Regions from separate parts of the Homo sapiens genome. Here region 1 is linked to region 2. A link is a contact called in ENCODE Hi-C data. All regions are on one chromosome and are shown on one strand. The core of a region is the stretch at or near the end of the contact, and the rest is flanking DNA. Distances in the headings are between cores, read along the strand shown. Region 1 overlaps RASSF6 (Ras association domain family member 6). Region 2 holds the start of AFP (alpha fetoprotein).

Region 1 (5,645 bases), core at 330-2,829, 140 kb after region 2:
TCACAGTCTCTTCCATTTTCCTGTATTAAAAGTAAGTCCCTAATTGCTAAAAGAGTACATTTTTAAATGTTCTCACCACAAAGAAATTATAAGAGGTTATGGATATGTTAATTAGCTTGATTTAATAATTCCATAATGTATACATATATAATAATATAATATTGTACCCCATAAATACATACAATTATTATTTGTCAATTAAAAATAAAATAAAAAGACGTAAGTCACTAAGTCCAGCCCATTTTCAGGATGAGGAAGATTAAGCTTCATCTCTTCAAAGGAGAAGAATCAGACTTTATGGATATAAAACTACCACAGAAGTGATGTTAATGTCTCATTTGAATAATTGATTTGAAATTTTTTGCATTTGGTAGAACTCTGTGCTTGCATGTGCTTGTTACTTTTTTGTTCATAAGTTTTAAATAATAACTTTACTATTTCCTGATGTAAAAAGTAACAAATATAAACTATAGAACACTTAATACAGATAGGGAAGTTAGAAAAACATGAATCACTCATAATTCTACAATGCAGATATAGCCATTTTTAACATGTTTTTATTTCTTGTGTGTATATATATGCAAATATTAGTGTTCACACACACAAATACATATATATATACACACACATACATATATAATATATATGCCTTAAGTACATAATAAATATTTTGGAACATGTGTATGTGTATATTCTTATTTAGATATATAAGAATTTACCCCTGTAATTAAAATTACTTGGAAACAGAATTTTAATGGCTACATAACAATATACAAATAAATGTTTATTTCCCTCTTTTTTTTTTTTTAGAGACGGAGTCTTGCTCTGTCGTCCAGGCTGGAGAGCAGTGGCGCCATCTCGGCTCATGCAACCTCCGCCTCCCGGGTTCAAGCGATTCTCCTGCCTCAGCCTCCCGAGTAGCTGGCATTATAGGTGCCTGCCATTGCACCCGGCTCATTTTTTGTATTTTTAGTAGAGGCAGGGTTTCACCATGTTGGCCAGGCTGGTCTCGAAATCCCAACCTCAAGTGATCCACCTACCTTGGCCTCCTAAAGTGCTGGGATTACAGGCGTGAGCCACCGTCCATGGCCTATTTCCCTCTTTCATCTTTTAAAATAATTTTCTGAACATTTAGGCTTTTTATTTCCTTTTGTCACAATAAATAACAATATAAAACATATCTTTGCAGAATGTCTTTGTATCTCTGGTTATTTTCATATGATAGGATCTTACAAGTAGAATTATAGGATAAACAGACTACTAAATTGCCTTCAAGAAAAATTATATCTATTTGTATTTTTACCAGAAGTTTGAGTCCCCATCTCATGGTGATTTATTGAGTATTTAATGTTATCATTTCTTAATCTTTGCTAATAGGCCAAAATGTGTATTTATTTATTTATTTTACTTTGTACTTCGGTGGCATGTCAGTTATTATTTTACTGTCTCTCAGCTCCACATTCACTGTTGGTTGCCCGCTCCGTGAAAATAGATATAGACTCTTGAAATGTTTCCTTTGCAGCTTGCATGATGGCATACTTTGTCAGTAGAGGGCGCTGGAGACACACTGCAAGAGGAAGGGGTCTTTCCTGATTCCTCCAGGCTGACAGGCCAGGCTACTGGAGAGCAGGCTTTTTTCCTTCACTACTTTGCCTGGAGTGGTTTCTGCAGTGCTGGTTGCCTGTAGGGTGCAGCTTTCTCCAGCATTTCTCCACTTGCTTCTCTAGCTTTTGCTTTGGGCAGTGGTGGTATAACCTGGAGCCACAGTGCAAGCCGGTCCTGAAGCTCCAATTGCTGCTCTCCATTTCTTCTCTTCAGCTGGGTGCACACTCATACAGAGGACCCTGCTGGGCTGGCCAACTACTGAGCCACTTGCCTGAGCTTTGTCTTGTGCAGTCTCGTCACACAAAGTTATGCTAGGTTCCTGCAAAGTAGGTCCCTCCGGCTCCTAATCCCAACAGTGCCTCGAACAGAACCCGTGACTCCTTCTTTGTGCTTACCCTTTGGCAAAGCCCCAAGTCCCTCTGCATATCTGCCCACCTGCCTCAGCTGGTCCACACCTAGGGGGTTGGCTGTACCAGCTTGTCCAGTATCTGTGGTCCTGCTCTGGCCTGGGCAAGCCAGCAAACTTCTCTCCAGTGGGCTGCAACCACACCTTCTCCAGTGAATTCTGAAACCCTCATTCCTGCCTTTCCTTGTTAGGATTCTTTCCCTCAGCCTTAGGGTACCTTCTCTTTTCATCTTTATTATTATTCTCCTATCATAGCTTAATTATTATTTATATTAAACTTTCCCTGTTTAAATTACTACCTTGTTTCTGTCTTCTGATTGATACAGACTAACACAGTTGTTCACTGTTAAGATACGACTTTTTTCATATACTTAGTGGCCATTTGCATTCTCTCTTCTGTGATTTTTCTTTTCATATCTACCTTTTTTTTCTATGTAAGACTTGGTTCTTCTCTTATACATTTCAGTCTATTGAAGACTAACCTTTTGTCATGTTCATGGCAGGTACATGACACTAGTTTTTTATAAGTATGTTGAATTTTAACTATTACATTTGCCTCATTTAAGTGAGATGAGACTATTTTCTTATTAATATTGACAGGTGAAAGAATAGCGATGCAAGCCTCTGGTTTACTCAGTAAGAGAGACTTCTTAGGCTTGAAAAGGCCATAGCACACTTTCACCTTCAACCAGTTTAGGTTTGGTAATACTGAGAAGTAATGCCTTTGTCTTAAAAATGTTTCATATTTTAATATTGTTAATCTTCCAGTTGGGTTTACTGCATATAATCTCATTCCTTAGTACATGTAATATGATCAATTTACTACAATGCTTATGAGGAATGCAAATGGAATTAGTTTACAGAATGAAAGAATGTTGCATATAATTCCATTTTAATACAGAATTTATAAATAAAATCATAGTTTATACTTATAGCATTTCTTCATTTTTAGTGTTTTTTTTTCAAGTGGGTTAAACAGATCTGTGAGTACCTTGAGAGTTGTCATGTAGAATAAGATGCTAAGAGGGCAGAGTTTGGGATTCCCTATGTAACTTCAGCTACAACAGCCTTGCTTTATCCATTGTATTCATTCAGCAACAAATAGGTATTTGTGGGCCAAGTCTTACTTTAGCCGATGTAATATGTCTATGTGATATAAACATTTTTTTGAAAAATAAATAAAGAAAAAGTTCAATTAACTTAAAAAAGAGCTTAAGAAAAGCTTTGAACTGATGAAAGGTCTTTCATCAGCAGAAGAGAGAGAATAAAAGGGCTGGGGGGAGGTTCAGAAAATTTCAATTAGGATTTCTTAACAGAGTCCATAATTTTTCCTTTCCAAAGGCCAGACAGCTCTGATGTTACAGATAGTCAGAAGTCAACAGGCCATTTAAGATAGTCCTAGATTTTATGAAAATGCCAGAGTTTTCAAGAAGCTACTGTCACTATCAGGTAGATTCCTTGATGGTGTAAGACTGTATTTCTTTTTCATTCCAAGAACTGGCAGCTTCTTTTTTCTGAGTCATTTCTGAATCCATTGATTATGTTTCAGTTCTCTTGAGAGTCCAAGCTAAATGAAGTTTAAACTGCTTATCTGAAGACACCATTTAAATTTGAGTTCATTACATGGTTTACTATAAAAGCTATTTGGCATATGCAGTATTCAAGCTTATTTCAGTTACTGAAACTAAACTCAAACTCATTTTGTCCAACTGTGAACCCTAATTAACCTCATCACTTCAAAAAGAAATGAGCTTTTTTTGACATTCAATTTTCTACGATTCAAGTCTCATATATGTTCGTATAAATGCAAGTACAGAACTTATGCATTCATCAAAGAGTAATATCTCTGAGTTTTTTGAAATGTTTTAGCAATAGAAGCTTGTACTGCTAAACTGTTGTCTCTGTTTTTATTACTAGTTTATTTTGAAGACATTTCAGTATAATCGCCTTTTCTTTATTGAATCTGAAAATGAGAAGAAGAAAGACTATTAAAAATTGGACATATTTTGTGCATTGGACATATTAAAGAACGGAGTATCCAATGTGCATGCTCTTGACTTACTTTGTTACTATTCTTTGAATCTCTCTTTTCTCTTCTTCATTTAATCTTTGAAGAATGGATTCCAAGAGAGAAAAGTGAAAGTTAATGTACTGAGCCACCTAAGAAAGAAGAAGAAGAAAAAAAAAAGAAAGCAGAACAATTATGCAAGAGGTGCTGAGTCAGGAGGGAAGCAAAAAACAGATTCAGGGTGATGGTATTCATACATCACTGCTAATTTCTTCTGCATCTTTATCCATGAGGAAAATGCGAGCATTCTTTTCAGAAGGTCCCTGTAGGAGCCTCTGCAGTAGCGGAATGTCTGTCTTCTTTAGTCGTCTTTGTTCTGCAGTGAAAACAAGAATCAACCACAATCAGAAGTTCATGCTGCAGGAAAAGAAGGAAGATAATTTTCCAATTTATTTTTCGTATTTAACTCACTTTGAAAAAAATAACACCTGCAACAGGAGGCAATTACTCAAAAAAGCAAATTGAAATTAAAACTTAAATGAACTTCTTTCTCTTACTGTATCTCAAGTTTTGATTAATGTCTCAAAGAACTCAGCCTTCCTTTGATTAGAGTGTTCAAACAAATCTCCGGTCTGATAGGCCTTTTATAAAGCAATATGCCTCAATAATTATTTAGGTTTCATTCCACCATTCCTTCATCCATACAACAAATATTTATTGGTTCTTTCCAAGTTGAGTTGATGTAATTCCATCTTTCTGGTTCTTCAGGTCCAAAACCATGTAATTATTTTCAATTCTTCCTTTGTCTCGCTCCACACCCAATTCTTGGCTCATCTTTAAAAATATATTCATGAGGTTTTTGAGATCAATAATATTCTTATTATTCATTCATCTGGGCTTAATCCATTCAGCCATGAAAATGAGATAGAGAAAGAAAATATCTTCCAATCTGGTGTGTTTCCAGAACTTCAAATTTCCAAAAGTTATAATATAAATACTCCTGCTACAAAAGTACTTATAGCTTTCTGTCAAAGTAGTTTCACATCTGGGATTTCATTTTTATCAGAATAAAGCATGAACAAAACATAGTGTCCTTATATTCATCTTATTTCCTCATTCTCTCCTTCACCTTGCTTACTTTCTTCAGAACAGTGAGAACTGTTCTCATTCCCTGAGCTGGACTTATCCCAGGAAAAGAGTCAAGAGAGAGTCTAGAACTCAAAAGCCCAGCCTCCCCACAATTAAAGTGATATTACCCATTCCTGTTCACATAGTGTCAGTGTTTACTGTTCTAATTCCTCTGCCATTTCTGAAGCAGTTGGGAGCCTTGACAACTTAGCTCCTCTCATCCACCCACCAGAATCCTCTTTTGACCTTCAGGTCCAATGTTAACTTGGCTTAGCATCCTCTTGCTTCATGATTCTGCTTTATGGGATGATTATTAAAAATAATGATTAAAAAATTATGATGATGATTATTAAAAATGCATATTCCTAGAGTTGTCCCCTGATCTGGAAGGACTTGGGAATCTGTATTTTAAGTGAACTCTATAGGTAATCTGAAATGAACTACAGTGTGAGATACACTGTAATGGGCTTTGTAGATATAAAGTTAAAACCCACCTAT
Region 2 (6,033 bases), core at 3,334-5,833:
AGAGGTTCCATGAGAAAATAATCTGAAAGGTTTAATAAGTTGTCAAAGGTGAGAGGGCTCTTCTCTAGCTAGAGACTAATCAGAAATACATTCAGGGATAATTATTTGAATAGACCTTAAGGGTTGGGTACATTTTGTTCAAGCATTGATGGAGAAGGAGAGTGAATATTTGAAAACATTTTCAACTAACCAACCACCCAATCCAACAAACAAAAAATGAAAAGAATCTCAGAAACAGTGAGATAAGAGAAGGAATTTTCTCACAACCCACACGTATAGCTCAACTGCTCTGAAGAAGTATATATCTAATATTTAACACTAACATCATGCTAATAATGATAATAATTACTGTCATTTTTTAATGTCTATAAGTACCAGGCATTTAGAAGATATTATTCCATTTATATATCAAAATAAACTTGAGGGGATAGATCATTTTCATGATATATGAGAAAAATTAAAAATCAGATTGAATTATTTGCCTGTCATACAGCTAATAATTGACCATAAGACAATTAGATTTAAATTAGTTTTGAATCTTTCTAATACCAAAGTTCAGTTTACTGTTCCATGTTGCTTCTGAGTGGCTTCACAGACTTATGAAAAAGTAAACGGAATCAGAATTACATCAATGCAAAAGCATTGCTGTGAACTCTGTACTTAGGACTAAACTTTGAGCAATAACACATATAGATTGAGGATTGTTTGCTGTTAGTATACAAACTCTGGTTCAAAGCTCCTCTTTATTGCTTGTCTTGGAAAATTTGCTGTTCTTCATGGTTTCTCTTTTCACTGCTATCTATTTTTCTCAACCACTCACATGGCTACAATAACTGTCTGCAAGCTTATGATTCCCAAATATCTATCTCTAGCCTCAATCTTGTTCCAGAAGATAAAAAGTAGTATTCAAATGCACATCAACGTCTCCACTTGGAGGGCTTAAAGACGTTTCAACATACAAACCGGGGAGTTTTGCCTGGAATGTTTCCTAAAATGTGTCCTGTAGCACATAGGGTCCTCTTGTTCCTTAAAATCTAATTACTTTTAGCCCAGTGCTCATCCCACCTATGGGGAGATGAGAGTGAAAAGGGAGCCTGATTAATAATTACACTAAGTCAATAGGCATAGAGCCAGGACTGTTTGGGTAAACTGGTCACTTTATCTTAAACTAAATATATCCAAAACTGAACATGTACTTAGTTACTAAGTCTTTGACTTTATCTCATTCATACCACTCAGCTTTATCCAGGCCACTTATTTGACAGTATTATTGCGAAAACTTCCTAACTGGTCTCCTTATCATAGTCTTATCCCCTTTTGAAACAAAAGAGACAGTTTCAAAATACAAATATGATTTTTATTAGCTCCCTTTTGTTGTCTATAATAGTCCCAGAAGGAGTTATAAACTCCATTTAAAAAGTCTTTGAGATGTGGCCCTTGCCAACTTTGCCAGGAATTCCCAATATCTAGTATTTTCTACTATTAAACTTTGTGCCTCTTCAAAACTGCATTTTCTCTCATTCCCTAAGTGTGCATTGTTTTCCCTTACCGGTTGGTTTTTCCACCACCTTTTACATTTTCCTGGAACACTATACCCTCCCTCTTCATTTGGCCCACCTCTAATTTTCTTTCAGATCTCCATGAAGATGTTACTTCCTCCAGGAAGCCTTATCTGACCCCTCCAAAGATGTCATGAGTTCCTCTTTTCATTCTACTAATCACAGCATCCATCACACCATGTTGTGATTACTGATACTATTGTCTGTTTCTCTGATTAGGCAGTAAGCTCAACAAGAGCTACATGGTGCCTGTCTCTTGTTGCTGATTATTCCCATCCAAAAACAGTGCCTGGAATGCAGACTTAACATTTTATTGAATGAATAAATAAAACCCCATCTATCGAGTGCTACTTTGTGCAAGACCCGGTTCTGAGGCATTTATATTTATTGATTTATTTAATTCTCATTTAACCATGAAGGAGGTACTATCACTATCCTTATTTTATAGTTGATAAAGATAAAGCCCAGAGAAATGAATTAACTCACCCAAAGTCATGTAGCTAAGTGACAGGGCAAAAATTCAAACCAGTTCCCCAACTTTACGTGATTAATACTGTGCTATACTGCCTCTCTGATCATATGGCATGGAATGCAGACATCTGCTCCGTAAGGCAGAATATGGAAGGAGATTGGAGGATGACACAAAACCAGCATAATATCAGAGGAAAAGTCCAAACAGGACCTGAACTGATAGAAAAGTTGTTACTCCTGGTGTAGTCGCATCGACATCTTGATGAACTGGTGGCTGACACAACATACATTGGCTTGATGTGTACATATTATTTGTAGTTGTGTGTGTATTTTTATATATATATTTGTAATATTGAAATAGTCATAATTTACTAAAGGCCTACCATTTGCCAGGCATTTTTACATTTGTCCCCTCTAATCTTTTGATGAGATGATCAGATTGGATTACTTGGCCTTGAAGATGATATATCTATATCTACATCTATATCTATATCTATATCTATATCTATATCTATATATGTATATCAGAAAAGCTGAAATATGTTTTGTAAAGTTATAAAGATTTCAGACTTTATAGAATCTGGGATTTGCCAAATGTAACCCCTTTCTCTACATTAAACCCATGTTGGAACAAATACATTTATTATTCATTCATCAAATGTTGCTGAGTCCTGGCTATGAACCAGACACTGTGAAAGCCTTTGGGATATTTTGCCCATGCTTGGGCAAGCTTATATAGTTTGCTTCATAAAACTCTATTTCAGTTCTTCATAACTAATACTTCATGACTATTGCTTTTCAGGTATTCCTTCATAACAAATACTTTGGCTTTCATATATTTGAGTAAAGTCCCCCTTGAGGAAGAGTAGAAGAACTGCACTTTGTAAATACTATCCTGGAATCCAAACGGATAGACAAGGATGGTGCTACCTCTTTCTGGAGAGTACGTGAGCAAGGCCTGTTTTGTTAACATGTTCCTTAGGAGACAAAACTTAGGAGAGACACGCATAGCAGAAAATGGACAAAAACTAACAAATGAATGGGAATTGTACTTGATTAGCATTGAAGACCTTGTTTATACTATGATAAATGTTTGTATTTGCTGGAAGTGCTACTGACGGTAAACCCTTTTTGTTTAAATGTGTGCCCTAGTAGCTTGCAGTATGATCTATTTTTTAAGTACTGTACTTAGCTTATTTAAAAATTTTATGTTTAAAATTGCATACTGCTCTTTCATTGAAGAAGTTTTGAGAGAGAGATAGAATTAAATTCACTTATCTTACCATCTAGAGAAACCCAATGTTAAAACTTTGTTGTCCATTATTTCTGTCTTTTATTCAACATTTTTTTTAGAGGGTGGGAGGAATACAGAGGAGGTACAATGATACACAAATGAGAGCACTCTCCATGTATTGTTTTGTCCTGTTTTTCAGTTAACAATATATTATGAGCATATTTCCATTTCATTAAATATTCTTCCACAAAGTTATTTTGATGGCTGTATATCACCCTACTTTATGAATGTACCATATTAATTTATTTCCTGGTGTGGGTTATTTGATTTTATAATCTTACCTTTAGAATAATGAAACACCTGTGAAGCTTTAGAAAATACTGGTGCCTGGGTCTCAACTCCACAGATTCTGATTTAACTGGTCTGGGTTACAGACTAGGCATTGGGAATTCAAAAAGTTCCCCCAGTGATTCTAATGTGTAGCCAAGATCGGGAACCCTTGTAGACAGGGATGATAGGAGGTGAGCCACTCTTAGCATCCATCATTTAGTATTAACATCATCATCTTGAGTTGCTAAGTGAATGATGCACCTGACCCACTTTATAAAGACACATGTGCAAATAAAATTATTATAGGACTTGGTTTATTAGGGCTTGTGCTCTAAGTTTTCTATGTTAAGCCATACATCGCATACTAAATACTTTAAAATGTACCTTATTGACATACATATTAAGTGAAAAGTGTTTCTGAGCTAAACAATGACAGCATAATTATCAAGCAATGATAATTTGAAATGAATTTATTATTCTGCAACTTAGGGACAAGTCATCTCTCTGAATTTTTTGTACTTTGAGAGTATTTGTTATATTTGCAAGATGAAGAGTCTGAATTGGTCAGACAATGTCTTGTGTGCCTGGCATATGATAGGCATTTAATAGTTTTAAAGAATTAATGTATTTAGATGAATTGCATACCAAATCTGCTGTCTTTTCTTTATGGCTTCATTAACTTAATTTGAGAGAAATTAATTATTCTGCAACTTAGGGACAAGTCATCTCTTTGAATATTCTGTAGTTTGAGGAGAATATTTGTTATATTTGCAAAATAAAATAAGTTTGCAAGTTTTTTTTTTCTGCCCCAAAGAGCTCTGTGTCCTTGAACATAAAATACAAATAACCGCTATGCTGTTAATTATTGGCAAATGTCCCATTTTCAACCTAAGGAAATACCATAAAGTAACAGATATACCAACAAAAGGTTACTAGTTAACAGGCATTGCCTGAAAAGAGTATAAAAGAATTTCAGCATGATTTTCCATATTGTGCTTCCACCACTGCCAATAACAAAATAACTAGCAACCATGAAGTGGGTGGAATCAATTTTTTTAATTTTCCTACTAAATTTTACTGAATCCAGAACACTGCATAGAAATGAATATGGAATAGGTGAGATATTTTGTGTTTTTCTTGTCTTTTCTCTATATCAAAATTTTTTAAATTATAAAATTTGCATTAATTTGTCTTGATTTATTATTCATATTTATTATTCCACATGGAGAAAAAATATTTAACTGATGGATATATTTAAATGAAAGATAAACTTGTAACTTTACAAGAGGTTTACAAAGTTATAGCAGTGTTTAATGGATGAATGGTTTGTATGTTTCATGTTGAATTAATTTTTACACTTCAATGGTATGCATATTAACTTTGAAAAATTATATATATACACATATATGTACATATATATGAATATAAATAAAATTTTATATGTGAAGAAGCCAGAATTATGCTCCTTCACATAACTCCCTCAGACTAGTAAAATAGATAAAATCTTTGTTTTTAATACAGAAAAATGGGTCATTATTTGATGGTCTGAAGAAGAAATATTGTGACTGGGATATGAATGGCAAACCGTAGTATAACTATGTTCAAAAGAATGCCTGAAATATATTTTTAACCATTTGACTTTCAGGACAGTTACAGCACTACAGTACAGGGAAAAACCAAACAACTGGAAGACAAAATCTGGATTTTAGTGATAGGTCTACTATAAATTATGCTTGTTAACTTCATTCCTTAGTTTCCTAGTTTTCTTTTCCTCAAGTATAAAATTAAGATGCTTAGGTTATCCCTAATGTTCTTTTAATTCTGAAACTGTACAGTTCTAACTGAAACACAAACATTCATATGTAACAATGATTACTTTCTTGGTTGCAGTTGAAAACACGTTTCATGAAGTTTATTTTGCTTTCCAGCTTCCATATTGGATTCTTACCAATGTACTGCAGAGATAAGTTTAGCTGACCTGTAAGTTTTGCTTATATAAATGTACTTTAAATGTGTAAAGCAAGGATAAGTAAATACTTAAATAAAATTGGGTACCCCTGTGAGCTCTTAAAAGCACAAAAGCAATTTGGACAATTTCAAGAAAAGTTACTCATACTGAATATCAACTTGATGTTGAAGAGGTTAAACTGTTGACTAATGTCTTCGACATTGACCTTTTGATTCCTTGAAATCTCATGAGTCAAACCAAATCAGATTTTAGAAACTGAAGATTAGTGTCTGATCAGTGACAGCCATATACTAATTCAGGAATTTTTCTCATCAGTACCAACAGGGTGATATTATAATGTTTTCTTTTCTGTATACTATTTAAATCTTAGCAGCAAACCATAGGTGATAAAATATTCTATTTGCTGTTATTTGTGGAGAGTATGTTAGTCTCTTGGATGTCTTTCCATTCCACATTTTAAAAATTTCTAA

The links. Hi-C counts contacts between places; a loop is a spot of excess contacts on that map. Pooled maps may share reads with other maps.
Region 1: a loop to region 2 is called in a pooled map, with 2.4 times the contacts of the local background. The contact joins the enhancer-like site here to the promoter of AFP in region 2. A Hi-C loop is called at or near these places in 3 of 37 single-sample maps with no recorded cell type and 4 of 50 pooled maps.

Annotation. Positions count from the first base shown.
Region 1 is chr4:73,572,337-73,577,981 of GRCh38, forward strand. It overlaps RASSF6 (Ras association domain family member 6), which reads right to left. Exons shown (of 11, transcript NM_177532.5): 9 at 4,277-4,395; 10 at 4,074-4,171; 11 at 1-3,974. The coding sequence ends at 3,899. Among named protein-coding and RNA genes, the nearest start is that of RASSF6, 45 kb to the right of the region's middle. Within about 2 kb of position 1,580, at least 2 of the 41 ENCODE cell types and tissues checked have a DNase peak (open chromatin) inside an H3K27ac peak, as active enhancers do.
Region 2 is chr4:73,431,638-73,437,670 of GRCh38, forward strand. AFP (alpha fetoprotein) reads left to right here and starts at 4,584. Exons shown (of 15, transcript NM_001134.3): 1 at 4,584-4,710; 2 at 5,523-5,574. The coding sequence starts at 4,626. RefSeq lists cis regulatory regions at 251-260, 4,182-4,413, enhancers at 402-802, 466-830, 4,404-4,424, 4,414-4,610, 4,451-4,473 and 11 more, promoters at 842-4,610, 4,328-4,610, 4,414-4,610 and silencers at 2,761-3,167, 2,791-2,821.